3 separate regions of the Homo sapiens genome follow, and all the other regions are linked to region 2. Evidence: chromatin contacts called from ENCODE Hi-C or POLR2A ChIA-PET data. All regions are on one chromosome and are shown on one strand. The core of a region is the stretch at or near the end of the contact, and the rest is flanking DNA. Distances in the headings are between cores, read along the strand shown. Region 1 holds the start of KCNIP2 (potassium voltage-gated channel interacting protein 2). Region 2 holds the start of NOLC1 (nucleolar and coiled-body phosphoprotein 1). Region 3 holds the start of NPM3 (nucleophosmin/nucleoplasmin 3).

Region 1 (4,257 bases), core at 820-3,319, 310 kb before region 2:
AATACAAATGCTTCCCCCACCCAATCTCATTCAAATAGCCAAGTGGGGAAGGGATGGTTTCACTAAGGGTGAGAACCCATTAAAGCTGGAAGCAAACACTGACTAATGTGATACTATTGAAGGCCCCTAGGCCCTTACTACTCTCAAGAATCCTAAGCTGGTGATGGGAACAGAATTCATGGAAGAGCTGGACAGTGGGTCCTTTGGATTCCATCCAGCTCTGAGGCACATCTGGCATGGTCTCTCATCTGGGGCCAGCCTGAGTGGCTCCCCTGATCCTGACTAGGGCCTCCCTAGGGACAGTGATGGGGGATGGGGGAAGACACATGCTCAAGGCACCTCATCCTAGTCCCCTCCCCCTTCCCAGGTCTCAATCTCACTCCCCTCAGGAAGGACAAGGATCATGGCCTCCCTCCACCTCCCCAGCTTTGTTTTGGCCTCAGGGAGACAGCCTCCCTCCTCCCACTCTGCTGGCTTTCTAGAGCAGGCTGCACAATGAGAGACACAAACACATACATGGAAATGTACCCAGGGTGACACAGTCACCTACACAAACACATGGCTCTTCCTACCAAACCCAGGAACATGCACATGCACAGATGTACTGGCCTCACATACCTCCCCATGTGGGAAAGAGAGGATGCCCGGGCAGCCAAGTGGTTTGGTGGACATGCAGGACACCACATGGCACTTCCCAGGCCTAGAGCTTCTAGCTCTGTCTCTGGAGGGGAAGGAAGAGGATGTGTTTTCCTGGGGTTTGAGTGAAGTTCTGAAAGGTTTGTTGGGGGTTGAAGGATTCAGTTGTAAGAATAATCTCAGTACATGATTTGGTGTGGGGAGAGAGGGCTGACCCAGCACTAACTAAAGCCTCCCTACAGGGGCCAGGTGCTGGAGCCATAAGGTCTCTTGGAAACCAGACTGGGCAGCTGAACACTAAAGTCCCTCCTTGGGTCCACCTGGGCTATTTGTGGAAAAATTGGTGAAGGAGTGGGGTGTACTAAAGACCCCTATCTGTACCAGGAAGCCAGAGAGGCAGCAGGGATGAGACACGTCATAGACACTCACAGAGCCCCGCTGCAGACATCACCACATGAAAGTACACAACTAGCACTGAACACTAATCTCACAACCACAAAACACAACACAACCTACTTTAACAAATTCTTGCCCAGAGGGCTTATGGTCATGAAGGCTTACAAAGAGACAAGCCACCCTAAAGTAGAGCCCTGACACATTCTGGTAGTTACACACCACTTCATACAGAATTACACACTCACAACACATCGTTGCACATAGAGACACATGGTCAAAACAACTTCATCAGTACAACCAGGGTCCTACGCAAACTCAAACATCTGACGAGACCATACAATTGCACTGCCACATACAATCACACTCACCCTAGCTGTCACCAAGCCCAGGGCACATGGCAACCAGCTGTGGGAGGTGCGCGCGCACACACACACACACACACAGAATGACAGGTGCTCACGCACGTAACACCTCCCACTCCAGACACCCTCTCAGCCCTGTGTCACATACGCCCACACCTGCTGCCTCTCCACACCTGCCTCTTCTGTTCCTCCCCAACCCCTGCGGGACCCAAGGCTTTGAACCCCCAGTGTCCTGCCGCCCAGACCGGCCATAAGAGTGCCTGGGAATGGGGCAGAGTGTGGGTGCGGGCCAGGCCGGGGTCGGAGAGGCGGAAGGGTCTGGAGGAATGGAATCCACCCTCCCTCCCGCGACCCCCACGTCACTGACTCACCCGTGAGCTGGTCGTAGGAGCCGTCCAGGTCTCGGGAATCGGACAAACTCTCCTTGCGGCCCTGGCCCCGCATGGCCCCCGGCGCCCCGCTCCCGCCCGGGCCGTGGGAGGGGGCGCCGGGTGGCCGGGATAGGGCGCTCACACGGCGCCCCCTGGCGGCCTACTGTGCTGTCGGGGCTGGGGAAGTCCGGGCTGAGGCTGAGTCTGGGAATGGGCCCGGGGTCTGAGGTCTACCCGGAGGTCCTGGAGCAGGAGAGGGAACACTAGGCAGCAGGTGAGCGCAGAGCCGGAGGCAGAGCGGAGCTGAGCGCGGAGCCGAGCCGAGCTGCCTCTCTCCTCCCGCCCCCTCCCCGCGGCTGTCACCGCCTCCTCCCCTCTTTGGCGCTGCCGGGATTGGCTCCCCCTACCCCCGCCCCCCACCCTTTGCAGCCCGGGGGAGGCACCCGGTGAAAGGGTGAACTGCAAAGTGCGGGGAAGGAGACTAGCTCCCCAGCAATCTGCCCCTAAAGCAGAAGTCACGGGGCTTGGCGGGGGGGGGGGGTGGGGGAGGAGGAGAGCGCGGGACAGAAGAGCCCCACTGAGAGGAGGAAACCCCGCCCCCAATTCTCAGGCACCCCGTCCCCCTTCGTCAACACAGTTCTGGCTGAGGCAGAGCCTGGGGTATCATATCTGAGTCCCCGCTCCGTTTGTCTCCATGTCAGCCTGTATTTTCTCTGTTGTTCCTCCTCCCGTGTATGCGTCTCTCGTGGTCCCAGACAGTCCCCACCGTGCTTAAAGCAGGTTAGGGATGCAAAGGAAGAGTCAACCCAGCCTCTAATATTAGCAGGCTCATCGTGGGCCAATGGACTACTGTTTCATCTTCTCTCAAGTTCCAGAAGGACCCCAACTCTCACCCACTCCAGGACCCCGTCTCTGGAACCTATTCACTCTCAGGGTGCCTCCTTCACTGATCTAATGAACCCCATAGGCCGACTAGGAAGATAAAAAAACTAGTGAACCAGGTCAGTTTCTCAAGACATCCTTGCTCTTTTGTTCCTCCCCTGCAGCAACTTTTCTGCCCTTCTCTTTTGTCACCTGTCCTGTCCTAGATTCCTTGTTTTCCAGCAGATATGGGGAGCAACTGACAGGTTTGGGGATCCAAGTCAGGATACAGAGTAGGAAAGAAATGCCCTTGTTATGAAACCCCTTCCTTAAGATTAGCTCCTTTCCAAAGGCAGGGCTAGCACGGAAGCTGGGCTGCCTCATCTCCCAGGAATGGATCCTGAGTGTTTTGAGCGTCACAGGTCTGACCTTCCTCAGGATGCTTCCTGGGCTCCACACCCAAAAGCCCCCCAACCCGTTGCTATGAGGATGAGGGGACCTTGTCTGGTGGGTCCAAAGGAGTGACCTGTTAAGACCAAAAACTTTAAAGTGACTCAAGCACACTTAATCTCTTCAATTGGCTTTAATTTCCAACCACTTGATTTAATCAACCCAGCAGGAATTGTGGCGGGAGTTCAGGCCTAAGAGGGGGACAAGTGGCTGAGGGTAAGATTGTCTTTAGGAGCAATGCCCTGCGCTTGGATCTCCCTTGGCTCTGGAGGAGGCTCCACAGACCTGGTATAGAGGCTGGGCATAGAAAGTGCTTGGGCAGCTCCTGTTAAGGTTGATTTCCAGGAGAGAATGGGCACTCTCGTTTGGAGTTCTGGGATAGGTATATGTGAATAAACTGGTCAAGAGAAGGGCCTTTACAATGGAGGGCAAGGAGCCCTCTGCTTAGTGCCCCATGCCCTAGACCTGTCCTCATTCACTTGGAGGAAAGGCTGGCAGGAATCCGTAAGTGGCCAAATGGGTTGGCTTGCCTCCTCAATACCACTAAGTTTGGAGATAAGGGAACTAACTCTCTTCTCCCTCCTTCTACCCAGAGGACAAGAGAGGTTACAGCTCTCCGAACCCAACTGACCTCTACTAGGGCCAGGAGACTCAGAGGAAGGAGGAGAGTTCACAAGGGCAGGTAGGGGTCCCCTAGCCAGATGGCAGCAGCACCTAGGAGATTACCTTACCTCTATCTTTGAGGAATGAGTCTGGGCAACAGAGATTAAGGAAAAAAAAAGCAACACTAAAGACAGTCCCACACAAATCAATTTTTAATAATTTCAACTTGCCACCAGCTCCAAATCCAGCTGCCTTGGGGATTTATCACCAGGGAAAACACTAAATGCCCCAGGCTGAGCTATCCATCCAGTGATCAGATGACCCAGCCTGTGATCTCTTAAGAACCTACATCTACACATGGCAGCCTGTTAGTGGCTTCTCTGGAACTAGTGCATAGCTGCTCAATGTTAGAGCCAGAACTCTGGTTCCCAGGGAGGGCGAGTATCCCAAAGAGATTTGAGGTTAAATGGATGGCAGTCCAGGTGGTCCCAGACATGCTCTCACTGCTGAATTCCTGCACTTACTCCTAGAATATACCAGTGCTGTTTGCTCCCGCCATCCTGAGGGCTTTAGAAAGT
Region 2 (4,414 bases), core at 811-3,310:
CCCAACTGCTGTTGTGCGTCTTTATATGGTGCTAATGCCAAATGTATTCACTTTTCCTATCTGAACATGGTCCAGGGACATGCCTCTCCCTGGTCAGGTGCAAAAATCCCACTGGATTTGAACCTTGGTTCCTCAGATGTATTGTCTAAAATGAGTCATTTAGGACAGTGCTTCTCAACTTTAAAGGGAATTTGAATCATCTAGCGATCTTTTTAGAATGTAGATTCTGACAATGGGATGATGATACTGGTCCAGGAAGGGATTTTGATAACAAGGACCTAGAGAAGCTCACACTTGTTCCAAAGAAAGGTTTTCTAAACTGCGACAGGTGTATACATTCATCATGTCAGTTATGTTCATCATTTTATAATAGCTTGAGCACACTGCATGGCACAGCAGGTGCTCAAATGTTTTAAATAATGCATGCATGTGGGTAGAACAGGAAGCGTGGGGAAGAGGGAACTGTGGAGTTTTTTGTTTCTGTTTTTGAATTTTTTTGTTTTGTTTTGGAGATGGAGTCTTGTTCTGTCTCCCAGGCTGGAGTGCAGTGGCACGATTTTGGCTTACTGCAACCTCTGCCTCCCGGGTTCAAGTGATTCTCCTGCCTCAGCTTCCTGAGTAGCTGGGATTACAGGCACCCGCCACCATGCCTGGCTAATTTTTTTTGTATTTTTAGTAGAGACAGGGTTTCACCATGTTGGCCAGGGCTGTTCTTGAACTCCTGACCTCAGGTGATCCACCCACCTTAGCCTCCCAAAGTGCTGAGATTACAGGCATGAACCACCGTGCCCAGCTTTGTTTTTGATTTTTGAGATAGGATCTCACTCTGTGGCCCAGGCTGGATTGCAGTGGCAGGATCATAGCTCATTGCAGCTTTGACCTCCCTGGCTCAGTTGATCCTCCTGCCCCAGCCTCCCAAGTAGCTGGGACCACAGGTGCATGCCACTACACCTGGCTAATTTTAAAAATTTTTTGTAGAGATAGGGGGGTTTCACTGTGTTGTCCAGGCTGGCCTCTTAACTCCTGGGCTCAAGGGATCCTCCCACCTAGGCCTTCCAAAGTGTTGAGATAACAGTTGTGAGCCACTATGCCTGGCCAATTTTATATAGGAGAGGGGGGTGTGTTCCCATGAGGATCCTTATCTTTCCTGAGCGGCATTAGTGGGAGGTAGCCAAGGGGTAGTGGGTAGGATTGAAGGGATTGCTAACTGCTAATATCTGGAATGTGGCAGAACTTGGAATTAACTTGGTAGGTCTGAGCATTGATACTGGAGTTACTCATGACAAAGGCATTGATACTGGAGTTACTCATGACAAAGGCAGAGTGTGAACTCTGATCCCGGAGGAAGAAGGGTTATTTTCAACAATCTCTTCAGCTTGAATAGATTGTTGCTGTGTGTGATTCAGGTTTGGTGCATGACACCTTTCCTCTTCATGGAGCTGACCTAAGGCGGAATATAAGGGAGATGGGAGGGGCAGCTTGGGAAATCAACACCTCCCACCCTCACGACGGATAACCCGAAGGATCTTCTGCAGCAGAGGCAGGAGTCTGGAGGCTGGGATGGTATCAGAAAGGGCCTCCCTGGGTATTGGAGGCAGTGAAGATGAAGGGCGAGAATCCATTGGCCGTGCCAGTACGCCATGGGGGCGGTTGGGAGATCTTGTAGAACAACTGTTCGAGCCCGCTTGTCCACTCATTACTCTGGAATCCGAGTCCCAGCAGGGGCGCGGGAAACCGCTGCTCTGAGAAAAGGTACCTCCCCCAGAAAGACTGCGCGGGAAGTCCCGAGTTTTCCCGCCACGCCGAGGGCGTGATCCCTGACGTCAGAGCTCCGCCTCCACAAGCTGGCGGCCGGTGGGCTCCGCCCTTAACCAAGATGGCGATACGCGTGGGACCGGAAAGAGTTTATAGATTTCCCGTCTACCCTACCTCTGAGGTGAAGGTGGGACTGCCCTGTGGAGCCCACCCTTTCCGTTATGCGCCCGCGCGGCGCAATGACGTAACACAGGCCCGCCCACTGCCCCTGTTGGGTTCCTGAGTCGTGCTGCGTCGACAACGGTAGTGACGCGTATTGCCTGGAGGATGGCGGACGCCGGCATTCGCCGCGTGGTTCCCAGCGACCTGTATCCCCTCGTGCTCGGCTTCCTGCGCGATAACCAACTCTCAGAGGTGGCCAATAAGTTCGCCAAAGCGACAGGAGCTGTGAGTTCCGGGCTTGGGGCGGGGACCGGGCTGAGATGACCACAAGGCTTCAGGCCCTGACGTGCTTAGGTTTCCAGGTGGGGAAGTCTGGGGGTCCGCCAGTCCAGTGTCTGCAAGGCCTTTACGCCGACCCCTCGGCAGTGACCAGAGAAAGCCTGCGGCCTCGGTCGCTTACCTTCCTCCATGTCTGAGTAGATATCGCTGAGTCTTGTTGCTTTTTTCTTGTGACCTGTGCAGCGGCGGCAGCGTGGGAGCCTCGTGGCCCCAAGCCACATGGCTGGCAGAGTGCAGCGGGGAGGTAGAGTCTTGTTCCACTGAGGACGTTGGTTCTTCGGCATCTTCTGGGGGGCTTTTCGTTGGGTGAGGCAAACCGTGATTTGACCTTAGCCTCAGTCACATTTACTGGGATTCAAAAGCAAGTGAAATTTCTTTAGAATGAAGTCTGGGATTTTCGTTTGTAAAGAAGAAAATGAATGAAAGTAGAAGCAGAGTTTTGTTTTGAGTTACACTGAGAATTGAGAGTCATCAACAGCCCTACCAAGTAGGCATAGTAGTGGGCTTGGAGCTTTGGCTAATTGAATCAAACAAACCTAGGTTTGGGACCAGGCTCTGCCACTTTTTAGATACGTGACCCGGGCAGTTTATTTAACCTTTCTGAGTCTTTCTACAGGGATGTCATCATCCACTTTATAGGATTTTTGTGAGTTTCAGTAAGATGATGTGTAAGAGTAGCAATCTCAGTGCTGGTACAGAGGAATCTTGTAAAAGTGAAAGCTGTACCATAGTTATGGCAATTTAGGATGCTCCAAACACATGTAAGAGTAAGAGAACCAGGAATGTGAAAGGTTTGTAATCTACATCAACGGACATTCCTGCATGGGAAGACACTTTGAGAGAGGAGAGAGGGGGGGTCTTCAGCAGGGATGATAGCATGACTAGGAAGGATGGCTTGCACTTTTAGCAGAATCAGGCTGCGAAAGCAAAGAATCAGATCAGCCTCAAAACTTCCTTAAGCTGGGACAGGCTGCCATGTGATCTAACTGCTTTCTTAATGAAACTGTTTAGAGTTGACTGTTAAGGAGACTGCGGAGAGTGCTTTCACAGTGGACTGGATGGAATTGGACATTTCAGAATTAGGATTCTTTTTTTTTTTTTTTTTTTTTTGAGACGGAGTCTCTGTTGCCCAGGCTGGAGTGCAATGGTGCGATCTCGGCTCATTGTAACCTCCGCCTCCCAAGTTCAAGTGATTATCCTGCCTCAGCCTCCCCAGTAGCTGGGATTACAGGCGCGTACCACCACGCCCGGCTAATTTTTGTATTTTTAGTAGAGATGAGGTTTCACCATGTTGGCCAGGCTGGTCTTGAACTCCTGACCTCAAGAAATCCACTTGCCTCAGCCTCTCAAAGTGCTGGGATTACAGGCGCGAGCCACCGTGCCCGGCCTCAGGATTAGGATTCTGAAATGGTTTTATGTGAGAAAAGCTAATCTTTGTGAAGAGCTAACTAAGGGTCAGATGCTACGCCCTTCACATGCATTTAATTTTTTTTTTTTTTTTTTTTGAGGCGGAGTCTGGCTCTGTCGCCCAGGCTGGAGTGCAGTGGCACGATCTCAGCTCACTGCAACCTCTGCCTCTCAGGCTAAAGTGATTCTCCTGCCTCAGCTTCCCAAGTAGCTGGGACTACAGGTGTGCCCCACCATGCCTGGCTAATTTTTTTTTTTTTTTTTTGTATTTTTAGTAGAGACGGGGTTTCACCATGTTGGCCAGGCTGCTCTTGAACTCCTGACCTCAAGAATCTACTGCCTCGGCTTCCCAAAGTGCTGGGATTACAGGTGTGAGCCACCGCACCCGGCCAACATGCATTATGTCTTATCCTCTCAATAACTTAATGAGATGTGTAGTATTATCTCCATTTTATAGAAAAGAAAATAATCTCAGGGAGATAAGGTAATTTGTCCAAAGGTGAGTTCCCATCTGTACTGACTCTGATCATTTACTCTTTTTTGGACCACAGAGTCTCACTGTTGCCCAGGCGGGAGTGCAGTGGTGCAATCTCAGCTCACTGCAACCTTTGCCTCCCAGGTTGAAGCGATTCTTGTGCCTCAGCCTCATGCCTCAGCCTCCCAAATAGCTGGGATTACAGGCGCCCGCCTCCACGCCCAGCTTATGTTTGTATCTTTAGTAGAGATGGGGTTTCACCATACCAGCCAGGCT
Region 3 (4,040 bases), core at 380-2,879, 370 kb before region 2:
CTCGCTCTCCTCCTCAGAAACATCATTGCTCATCGTAACTGGTGGACACACAAGCAGTAGAAGGATGGGGTGTTAAGACCAGACCGTTTCACACCGCATGCCATTTCTTCACGCCGTGGTGTTAGGCTTACAGGGACCATGACCTCCCAGTGCTTATGGGCTAGGTGGGAAGAACCTCAGACCCTAAACTGGGTCACAAAGAGCCAAAGGAGTCTTCATTATTGGAGCTGGAGAAGTTGGGCCATGTTCCATGGAGGAGGTAGGCTTGAGTAGACGGAAAGGAGAGGGCATGTCATGCACAGGGCACAGCGTGGAGGGCACACAGACCTGTACAGGGCTGCACTGGGAGATGAGGGTGGGATGGGGCAGGAGTGCGGAGTGGGGGAAGCCTGATGGGAGAGTCCACTGGAAGCAAAGGAGAGGGCCCTCCCCTCTTCTCACCAATCTGGTGCCGCCCAGTGATCCGCACAGGGCCAGAGCCCGACTTCAGGCGGAAGGTTACAGGTGGTTGGAGCTGGAAGTCATCCAGACTGAGCTGGGAGGAAGACAAGGATGAAGGCCTGGCCCACTCCTAGCCCACCCCACACTGTAATGAGTGCTAACGTCCTCAATCCCCTCACCACCACCACCACCACCACCAAGGCAGAGCTGGGGAACTCACCATGGGTTGGCAGGACAGCTTGAGGTTGGCCACAGGGACTGCGATCTCCTGATGGTCATGGTTCCGGGCCACAACTTCTACCACATTACACTCGTCTTTGGCTCCCTCGGTGAGGCAGAGCTGGGAACGGTACACAGGGCCTCAGGGTCTCCTCAAGTGAGGGTTGACACCACAACTAAAGGCATCTACCCTAGCACCTGCCCAGCCTCAGAGGTCCCGGTTCACCTGGCCAGGGGAGCCGCCCATGCCGGGGGGTTAGGCTGAGGATGTGTCTCCAAGTAAAGGGGATCCGGAGGTTGGGTAGAGACCTATATTGCCTGCCTGGGCTTATTCATTAAAACCCCACTCCCCTGCCCCTCACCATGGTTAGTGCCAGCACGTGCTCCGCATCATCCTCTTCCTCTACCTTAAAGGTGAAGGAGCGGGTGTGGCCGGAGAGCTCACAGCCTGGTAGAAATAACAGTGAGTATGCCTGAGCGTGTGTACGGGGCTGGGCAGCGGGGGATGTCACCAACCCGCCGTCACGTGTAACCTTGGGCGGACGGGTCATTTACACGTCCACCTCCGTCTCTTCTCTCAGAACACCTGGGACGCTCTGCCGTGGGCCCCGCCCAACACATCTGGGGCAGGGATCTCGCCACCCCCTTTGGCTGTGCGTGCGAGGCCCCCTCTCCTGCGGGAACAGCGAAGCAGCCCTCCGCCCACACCCACGCCTTGAAACCCTCCGCATTCCCGCCTCACATCCCTACCTCTTACCGCCCCAGTACCACCCTCAGCCTCTCCCTTCACTAATACCGAAGAAAAAACTGTCCATAGTGACCGGGGCCGGGACCCGTAGGCCCCCGACACCCCCGGCCCGCGTTCGGCTCTCCTGACTCAAAAACGCTAAGGCAGCTGCAGTACCGGCGGCCATGCTGTAAGAGCCTTCTTCAAACTCCGCCCCCGACACGCACAAAGCCGGGGACCCTCGGCCAGTTCCGGCCCCGCCCATTAAAGGAGACGCACAGTCCTGGAAAAGAAAAGGCGCCGAGACCCCGCAGCCCTACCCGGAGCCCGCAGCTTCTGCTCATATTTTATCAAGACCGAAGAGAAAGGAAGTAACATCACAGAAGAATGGATTTGGGGTTTATGTTAACATCCTTGCTCATTTCCACGACCATGAGGGTGTCCACTTCCCCAAGCTCCTCGCTCTGTGTCGGAAGAGTGTCTCCCACTCTTCCAACCCAGGGTAAGCTTTCGTTAAAGGAGTTATAGATATAAAAATGTAAACCCTTCTTACTCCTCCCAGCAAAGGTGGGGTTCAGGGCAGTGCTTTTCTGCTACAAGCAAAGGAAATGCACTCAGATTGTCTTTGCCTCAAGAGAGCCGAGGAGCCTTAGGAATTTCCATCCCAACACGTCTGTCCTGTCTGTCCTCTCGGCTAAGCCTCTCTTAATTCTTCCTGCTCTAAAGACCCCGCAACTTGCTATGCCTTCACTGAGACTTAGCTGCTGGCACTTGCTAGCAGAGGACTAGTTAGCTCATGTGTGTTGGCTGTTCCTGGCCCACCCACGCTTTTTGAGCTTTTAATTCCAAATCATCCAGGAGTATCTTTGCGCCGTGGATTATTTTGTCAGTTTATGCTACTCGCGCCATCTTTCGCCTTTTAAGAATCAGGCAAACTGTGTGCTTTCTATCCTAATAGATGGCAAAACTCAAACTAGAGGCCCTATTTCACATCCAGGTTATAACTGTGGCAAGAGGGTGGGGTGGCTTGGCTAAAAACTAGTCTACTTTTCTTAGCTCTTGTCTTAATGAAAATCTGGAAGTCTTACTGGTGATGGAGGTAGGGGAGGGCTGCCTTCAAGATCCAATCTCTAACTTGGAACAGCTGTGGAGAGGAGAGAATACCTGCTTGTAGGTGAGGCATGAAAGAGGAGAAAAGGGAGGGGGCAGACAGGAAATAGATTCACACAATACAACACGACAAGCATTCACTTCAAGTTTTATTTTGCCTCTTGCATGGTCTTTTACAGTTCGTTTTCTACAGGAACTGAGCTCTGATCCAAACAATCAATAAAAATGTAATTCCAACCTTAATATTCATAACCAGGAAATAGCATAGCACTTCATGATCCTAGAGTGATGAAAGCAAGACCAGGGCATCTGTTTCACAGTCACCTGTGACCAGACCAGCCAACATGATTACTAAAAGCCAAGATAAAACCAAAAGCAAACTTGCTAAAAAATCCTGAATTCCATGAGGTTAACTCTGAAATCCTCCAAACAAAATGCTAGAATTGTCCACTAGTGTTAAGACGAGAAAACTGAGGAAAACTCAGCTGTCTTACTATCTGGTAAGAGTCTTCCCTTCATCTCAAGCCCTCAAAAATGCAAACTTGGTTCCAGCTTTACAACATACCATATCCTTCTATCGGTTAAAGGTTTCTAACCTAAAAACCTTCTCTCCTTTCTTCTCACCTATTTAGTGCATACTCAAAGGCTTTGGTTGGAAGTCACTAGGTACCACTAGGTACAATGCTTTAGGGCTCTCTCAAAGCCCACAATGGTGGAGTTCTGTGAAAGAAAACTTAAGTTTCTTTCTCTTTACCCCTCTCCCCTCACTCAGCTCAAAGTTAAACAGCTGATGCAAAACTACAGAGAAGCAAGATAACAAAATACTGTTATCAATCTATGGAGAAATCAGCCAGCCATGATGAAAAAATGAGTCCTGCCGACTATCTGCCAGCTTCATGCTCAGAACCCTTAAAAACACAGAATCTAAATTAAAATACATGAAGCTTTCACAATCCGGTTAAAGGAAAAAGGTAACTGTAAATAACTGGTTAAAGTGTGCTCATTCATTCAGAAATTAGATACAAACATGCAAGAATTAAAGACTCTGATTTAATAAAATCAGTAGTAACAGGTCTTGAGATTAAACAACTGACCTGAGGGCAAATGGGACCAATCAGTCCCTGAACCCTACCTGACATGTCAAATCCAACATTTCACATGCTGACCTAATATTGAGGTTAATTTCCAGAAGTAACTGCACTTTTCAACAGATTAAGTCCTACAAAATTAGGCTCTCGTACCCCAAATGGTCATGGCCTACGCCTAGGTGGGAGGCACTTTAAAAATAATAAAACTTCAAAAAGAACAAAAACAACCCCAAACCCAAAGACAAAAGTAAAGAAAATCCACTTTTCACTGGTTTACATTATTCAAAGTGCCATTCTGAACCAACACCCTTTCATTTATAGAGGAAAAAAATTTACAAAAACAGTAAACACAAAGGATAGTCAGGTTACAGCTAGTTTATATACAAAGAAATTTACAAGTTTGTCAATTGTAGGCTTTTGCCACAAACAAATGCACATTTGTCCCTACAAAGTAC

The links. A loop is a pair of places that touch in the nucleus more often than their neighbours do. ChIA-PET counts read pairs that join two places held with the same protein, here RNA polymerase II (POLR2A). Pooled maps may share reads with other maps.
Region 1: a pooled map shows a loop between it and region 2 (2.7-fold over the local background). The contact joins the promoter of KCNIP2 here to the promoter of NOLC1 in region 2. A Hi-C loop is called at or near these places in 2 of 168 maps with a recorded cell type or tissue (CD14-positive monocyte and naive thymus-derived CD4-positive, alpha-beta T cell), 1 of 37 single-sample maps with no recorded cell type and 9 of 50 pooled maps. POLR2A ChIA-PET finds 5 or more read pairs at or near these places in 3 of 52 experiments (B cell, K562 and WTC11).
Region 3: a pooled map shows a loop between it and region 2 (8-fold over the local background). The contact joins the promoter of NPM3 here to the promoter of NOLC1 in region 2. A Hi-C loop is called at or near these places in 8 of 50 pooled maps. POLR2A ChIA-PET finds 5 or more read pairs at or near these places in 2 of 52 experiments (CD8-positive, alpha-beta memory T cell and H1).

What each region holds. Positions count from the first base shown.
Region 1 is chr10:101,841,731-101,845,987 of GRCh38, forward strand. KCNIP2 (potassium voltage-gated channel interacting protein 2) reads right to left here and starts at 2,070. Exons shown (of 10, transcript NM_173191.3): 1 at 1,766-2,070. The coding sequence starts at 1,838. It overlaps ARMH3 (armadillo like helical domain containing 3), which reads right to left. Exons shown (of 26, transcript NM_024541.3): 26 at 3,869-4,257. RefSeq lists an enhancer at 1,582-2,087 and a silencer at 2,043-2,292.
Region 2 is chr10:102,150,329-102,154,742 of GRCh38, forward strand. NOLC1 (nucleolar and coiled-body phosphoprotein 1) reads left to right here and starts at 2,061. Exons shown (of 13, transcript NM_004741.5): 1 at 2,061-2,202. The coding sequence starts at 2,083. It overlaps PPRC1 (PPARG related coactivator 1), which reads left to right. Exons shown (of 14, transcript NM_015062.5): 14 at 1-5. RefSeq lists enhancers at 1,547-2,746, 1,652-1,951, 2,122-2,171.
Region 3 is chr10:101,781,817-101,785,856 of GRCh38, forward strand. It overlaps NPM3 (nucleophosmin/nucleoplasmin 3), which reads right to left and starts at 1,630. Exons shown (of 6, transcript NM_006993.3): 1 at 1,457-1,630; 2 at 1,023-1,108; 3 at 662-781; 4 at 442-535; 5 at 1-38. The coding sequence starts at 1,574. OGA (O-GlcNAcase) reads right to left here. Exons shown (of 16, transcript NM_012215.5): 16 at 2,634-4,040. RefSeq lists an enhancer at 558-1,197.